2 separate regions of the Homo sapiens genome follow, and region 1 is linked to region 2. The links are chromatin contacts, found by POLR2A ChIA-PET in ENCODE. All regions are on one chromosome and are shown on one strand. The core of a region is the stretch at or near the end of the contact, and the rest is flanking DNA. Distances in the headings are between cores, read along the strand shown.

Region 1 (2,700 bases), core at 19-2,518, 810 kb after region 2:
GAGAGCAAAATGCTGGTGTGAACATTTGCACACACACTTTGTGTGTCTGGCAGTTCCACTTCCTCACCAGCATTTGGTAGTGGTGGGTTTTTAGGCTTTCTGTGTCACAGGTGGGCTCTTACTCATATCATGCCTACGGCCCCGCAGTGCTGATAGGAGCTTTTCCTCTCGCTTTGCCTGGTCCACCCTGCCCCTGTCTGAGGGTGACCTGGCCCCATGGCTGCCTGCACTCTCCTCCCTGATGTGTGCAATCCTGCCCGGCCTGTGCCTCGTCCTCAGGGAGGCCATCCGGGAGGCCACAGCTGGCCTGGAAGTGTGCTTGTCTGTCTCTACCTCAGGGCTGCTTGTGCACCTCCTGTACCTAGAGGTGATCCAGGCTCACTGAGAATCTGCCCACACTGTTCCACACGTTTAGGCCAGGTGCAGGGGCTCACACCAGAAATCCCGGTGCTTTGGGAGACTGCAGTGGGAGGATTGCTTGAGGCCAGGAGTTCAAGACCAGTCTGGGCAACAACGGGAGACCCCATCTCTATAAAAAATTTTAAAAAAAAGTAGCCAAGCATGGTGGCGCATGTCTATAGATAGTCCCAGCTACTTGGGAGGCTGGGGCAGGAGGATCGCTTGAGCCTGGGAGGTCGAGGCTGCAGTGAGTTGTGATTGTGCCACTGCACTCCAGCCTGAGTGACAGAGCCAGACCCTGTCTCAAAATGAGTAGGCTGGGCATGGTGGCTCAAGCCTGTATCCCAGCACTTTGGGAGGCCGAGGCAGGTGTATCACCTGAGGTCAGGAGCTCAAGACCAGCCTAGCCAACATGATGAAACCACCTCTCCACTAAAAATATAAAAATTAGTGGGGCGCTGTGGTACACGCCTGTAATCCCAGCTACTCAGGAGGCTGAGGCAGGAGAATCACTTGAACCCTGTAGGCGGAGGTTGCAGTGAGCTGAGATTGCTCCACTGCACTCTAGCCTGGGTGACAGAGTGAGACTCTGTCTCCAAAAAAAAAAAAAAAAAGAGTAAGTGTGTAAGTGTACATTTGAGCGTGCACTTTCGCAGCTGGTGCGTGGAGTGTCTGTCCTCTCCATGCCGTGTGGTGGCTCCTGTCTGTAGTCACTGGGACCCTTCCAGTCACGGTTTCGGTGGCTGCGTTTTGCTACCTTTTGTTATTTGCTGCCGTTTTCTCGTAGAGTGCTCATGATTTTTAACATAGTAAATCCGTGGAGAGCGCTCAGGTACAGATCATGGCTGTGTGCAGTGCAGGCTCACCGTCTGCGGCGCCAGGCCGGGTCCCTCGTTTGCTGCTCATCTGGGAGTGCCCAGCACATGTGGCCATTGATTATACATATCCTCTTAGCCCAGAATGACTGCTTACTAAAGAGCATCTCCCTTTGTTGTGTCTTTACTTTCCTCCTGCTTCAATCTCATATCTGTCGGCTTTAGGGTTCTAAGTGGAGGAGGAAATTTAGCAATGATGTGTGGTCAGAAGCTTAGTGTTGCTTACGTAATTCCTCACTCGTGACCGTCGCCTGTGAACTAACTGTGCCCCTTGCCCCCCGACACACGCACTGGTCTTTGTAGAGCTGTTAGGAAGGGGGTTATAGGAAGGGAGGGTATAAGTTTTGGTTGGCCTCTTCAAACTGCCAGCCTCCTACAAAACTGTCAGGAGAGGCCATCAGCTTTTTCTCTCTTTGTATTTCTCTGTTTTTAACCCGAAGGATGTTAAAAGCCCAGCCTCTGTTTTTAGCCCAGTCATGACATTTCTGTGGCCGTAACCCTTGTTCCAGGTGTGAGATGGTGACTCTTGGATGCAGGGTAGCCTCCCAGAGCTTTGTGTGTTTGTATAGAGAGGTTTGTGGGAGTGACTTGAGCCGTGCTGTGAACTTGGACTAGCACCCGTGTGTTCTCAGGAGCGGGTCCTGCTGGAGGCCCAGCCACGTCAGGCACAGTAGGTGTGTGATTTGTGCAACGGAGGCCTCTGATAACTGCCAGAGTAGATAGCTTTTGTGTGGGAGCTGCCTCAGCCTGCATTCCAGGAGCTCAGGTTTCCTGAGTCTGAATGGAGTCTGGAGAGAGCAATGTCTCCATGGAGCGGGTGCCTGGCTGTGGTCGCTTAGGCAGGAGCTTCCTCCTCAGTGCTGACAACAGAGAAGAACATTCTGTTGTGGCCAGTCAAGTGTGCACAAATGCTGCTTGCGAGCCAGTCACAGAGGCACTCACATGCAGAGCCGCTCACCTGCAGAGCCGCTCACCTGCAGAACCGTTCACCTGCAGAGCCCTTCACCTGCAGAACCGTTCACCTGCAGAGCCCTTCACCTGCAGAACCATTCACCTGCAGAGCCGCTCACCTGCAGAACCCTTCACCTGCAGAGCCGCTCACCTGCAGAGCCCTTCACCTGCAGAACCCTTCACCTGCAGAGCCGCTCACCTGCAGAGCCGCTCACCTGCAGAGCCGCTCACCTGCAGAGCCGCTCACCTGCAGAGCTGCTCACCTGCAGAGGGGTTGTGCTTGGCCAGATAAGCAAACAAAACATCTCCAGCATGGTGGGCAAAATAGTAACTCTTAGACATCTGGCTCTGACAACGTAAAGATGTTAAAATTGTTTTTCAGAAAATACAAAACTGTATGGTTTCATAATTTATCTTAAGCCCTATAGATATTAATAGAATAGGATTAGTAATGATAAAAACGTGAATACTATAT
Region 2 (2,700 bases), core at 79-2,578:
AATCCACCCAGATAGTCAACCCATTCACCCAGATAGTCAACCCATCTTTGACAAAGGAGCAAAGGCAATTCAGGGCAGACAGAAAAGCACTATTTCTTTTCAACAAATAGTGCTAGAAAAACTGGACATGCAAAAAAAAAAAAAAAAAAAAACCCAGCAACAGTGACTCTAGACAGTGATCACACACCGTTCAAGAAAATTAGCTCAAAGTGAGTCATAGACCTAAATGTAAAATGTATAATAATGAAACTTGTAGAAATGTAGGAGAAAGTCTAGGTGACCTTGGGTTTGGCAACAAGTTTTTGGATAACACCAAAAACACTGTTCATGAAAGGAAAATTGATAAGTTGGACTTCGTGAAGATTAAAAACTTGAGCTTTGCAAAATACAGTTAAGAGAATTAAAATATGAGCCACTGACTGGGAGAATAGATTTGCAAAACACACATCTGATAAAAACCTGGTATCAAACAACACATGGAAAATAAGGGTGTTTGGATGGGTAGGGCGGGATGACCTAGGGAGGACATGGAAAGTTAGTTTCTTTTTTAAAACTCCAGAGACTCTCTTCTGGAGCTCCCCTTGCCTTTTTTATTACAGTCAACCTGAGATGGGAACTGAAAATATGGCCGTAGTTGTCATGAACTGGGGGGAGCCACTACTCTGTTTTTACCCTCATTAAGGAACTTTATTGTGAAAGGTAAAATCACTTTGTAAATGTGAATTAGAATAGAAAATGGAAATTCCTTATATACTCTCTAAGCCACTGGAAACTTGAGGCAGAGAAGTTTTAAAAGACGCACATGGATTTCCTCTGAAATATTTGTAAACACCAAATTCAGAACATGTTGGTTAGTTTAGGACCATACCAGGCTTTAGTTGTTACATTGAATTGTAAATAACTTATATTCATGAGCCTGGAATTAAAGAAATTCTTGGTATGAGAATTTGACAACTACTTCTGGCTTCCAGGAGCCAGAACCCACCTTCGAATGGGATTTTGAAATAAGCCCCGTTGAAGAGACACACAGATGGCAGAGGCCGCAGCACAGGCTGTGAGACCTTCTTCAGGTTTCGGTAGACTGTCTTCATTACGGCGTAAAAACATGTCAGATGAAATTTCAGAAACTATTTCCAAACTCAGTGAAGGTTCGTGACATCTGGGACGTTGTTGTTTTCAACACAGAAGTTGAATGAAACTGCTACAGAAGCAAAATGAGAAGTGTGGAGAGGAGATGCTGTGGTGGCTGGGCATTCTCCCTCCTTCCCCTCCCTCCCCTCCTTCTCTCATTCCCCTCCTTCCCTCCCTGACCTCCTTCCCCTCCTTCTCTCATTCCCCTCCTTCCCTCCTTCCTCTCCCTCCCCTCCCTGCCTTACTTCCCCTCCCTCCCCTCCTTCCTCTCCTTCCCCTCCTCCTCCTTCCTCTCCTTCCCCTCCTTTTCCTCCTTGCTTCCCTTCCTTCCCTCATTCCCCTCCTTCCCTCCTTCACCTCCCTCCCCCCATCCCCTCTCTGCCCTCCTTCCCCTCCTTTTCCTCCTTTCTTCCCTTCCTTCCCTCATTCCCCTCATTCCCCTCCTTCCCTCCTTCACCTCCCTCCCTGCCATCCCCTCTCTGCCCTCCTTCCCTCCTTTTCCTCCTTCCCTCCTTCACCTCCCTCCCCCCATCCCCTCTCTGCCCTCCTTCCCCTCCTTTTCCTCCTTCACCTCCCTCCCCCCATCCCCTCTCTGCCCTCCTTCCCTCCTTCACCTCCCTCCCTGCCATCCCCTCTCTGCCCTCCTTCCCCTCCTTCCCTCCTTCACCTCCCTCCCCCCATCCCCTCTCTGCCCTCCTTCCCTCCTTCACCTCCCTCCCCCCATCCCCTCTCTGCCCTCCTTCCCCTCCTTTTCCTCCTTCCCTCCTTCACCTCCCTCCCCCCATCCCCTCTCTGCCCTCGTTCCCCTCCTTCCCTCCTTCACCTCCCTCCCCCCATCCCCTCTCTGCCCTCCTTCCCCTCCTTTTCCTCCTTCCCTCCTTCACCTCCCTCCCCCCCATCCCCTCTCTGCCCTCCTTCCCCTCCTTTTCCTGTCCTTCCCCCTGAGGCCTCAAAGCCCCTGTGCCTGAGCTGTGGACAAGAAACACGCCTGCCTCAGAAGCTGCCTGGAGCTGGGTGAAGGCTTCCATTCAGCTCGCTGTCATGCTCTCACTCAGAGGAGAGATCATGCAGAAATTACTGAAGTAAAATGCTAATGTGTTGAGTTAATGATCACAGGTTTACGTTTTATAAAAGACATCTTAATAATCAAACTATTGTTGAGCTACCTTGCGTTTTATCTTGAATTCTCTGGAGTTAGGTAATTTACATACGTGTTTCAGAGTACACACTTTGTTTAAGCTGTCTTAGCTGTCAACAAACACTCTAAATTATGAATTATGAGTTTTATATCTAAAGCTAAACATTTTGTACTGTAAAATCCAGTGCTACTTACTATGCCCTAGAGTAACACTACAAGAGTAAAATCTGATCTCAATGATGGATGTTTGTTTTTCTTTTATGCAGTACACATTTTGGAACTTTATACCCAAGAATTTATTTGAACAATTCAGAAGAGTAGCCAACTTTTATTTCCTTATCATATTTCTGGTGCAGGTAAGGCCGGTCATTGTTTTCCATCTCATCACATATAAATCTAAATAAGTGACATTTTATTCTCAGGTAACTGCC

The links. ChIA-PET counts read pairs that join two places held with the same protein, here RNA polymerase II (POLR2A).
Region 1: POLR2A ChIA-PET joins it to region 2 with 14 read pairs in activated B cell. The contact joins two enhancer-like sites. POLR2A ChIA-PET finds 5 or more read pairs at or near these places in 3 of 52 experiments (MCF 10A, activated B cell and activated T-cell).

What each region holds. Positions count from the first base shown.
Region 1 is chr13:113,615,208-113,617,907 of GRCh38, forward strand. The region is part of intron 3 of TFDP1 (transcription factor Dp-1); the gene reads left to right. Among named protein-coding and RNA genes, the nearest start is that of TFDP1, 32 kb to the left of the region's middle. RefSeq lists enhancers at 1-376, 377-940, 1,505-2,068, 2,069-2,631. Within about 2 kb of position 1,269, at least 4 of the 41 ENCODE cell types and tissues checked have a DNase peak (open chromatin) inside an H3K27ac peak, as active enhancers do.
Region 2 is chr13:112,802,422-112,805,121 of GRCh38, forward strand. ATP11A (ATPase phospholipid transporting 11A) reads left to right here. Exons shown (of 30, transcript NM_015205.3): 3 at 2,536-2,625. Among named protein-coding and RNA genes, the nearest start is that of ATP11A-AS1, 49 kb to the left of the region's middle. RefSeq lists enhancers at 1-157, 984-1,223. Within about 2 kb of position 1,329, at least 2 of the 41 ENCODE cell types and tissues checked have a DNase peak (open chromatin) inside an H3K27ac peak, as active enhancers do.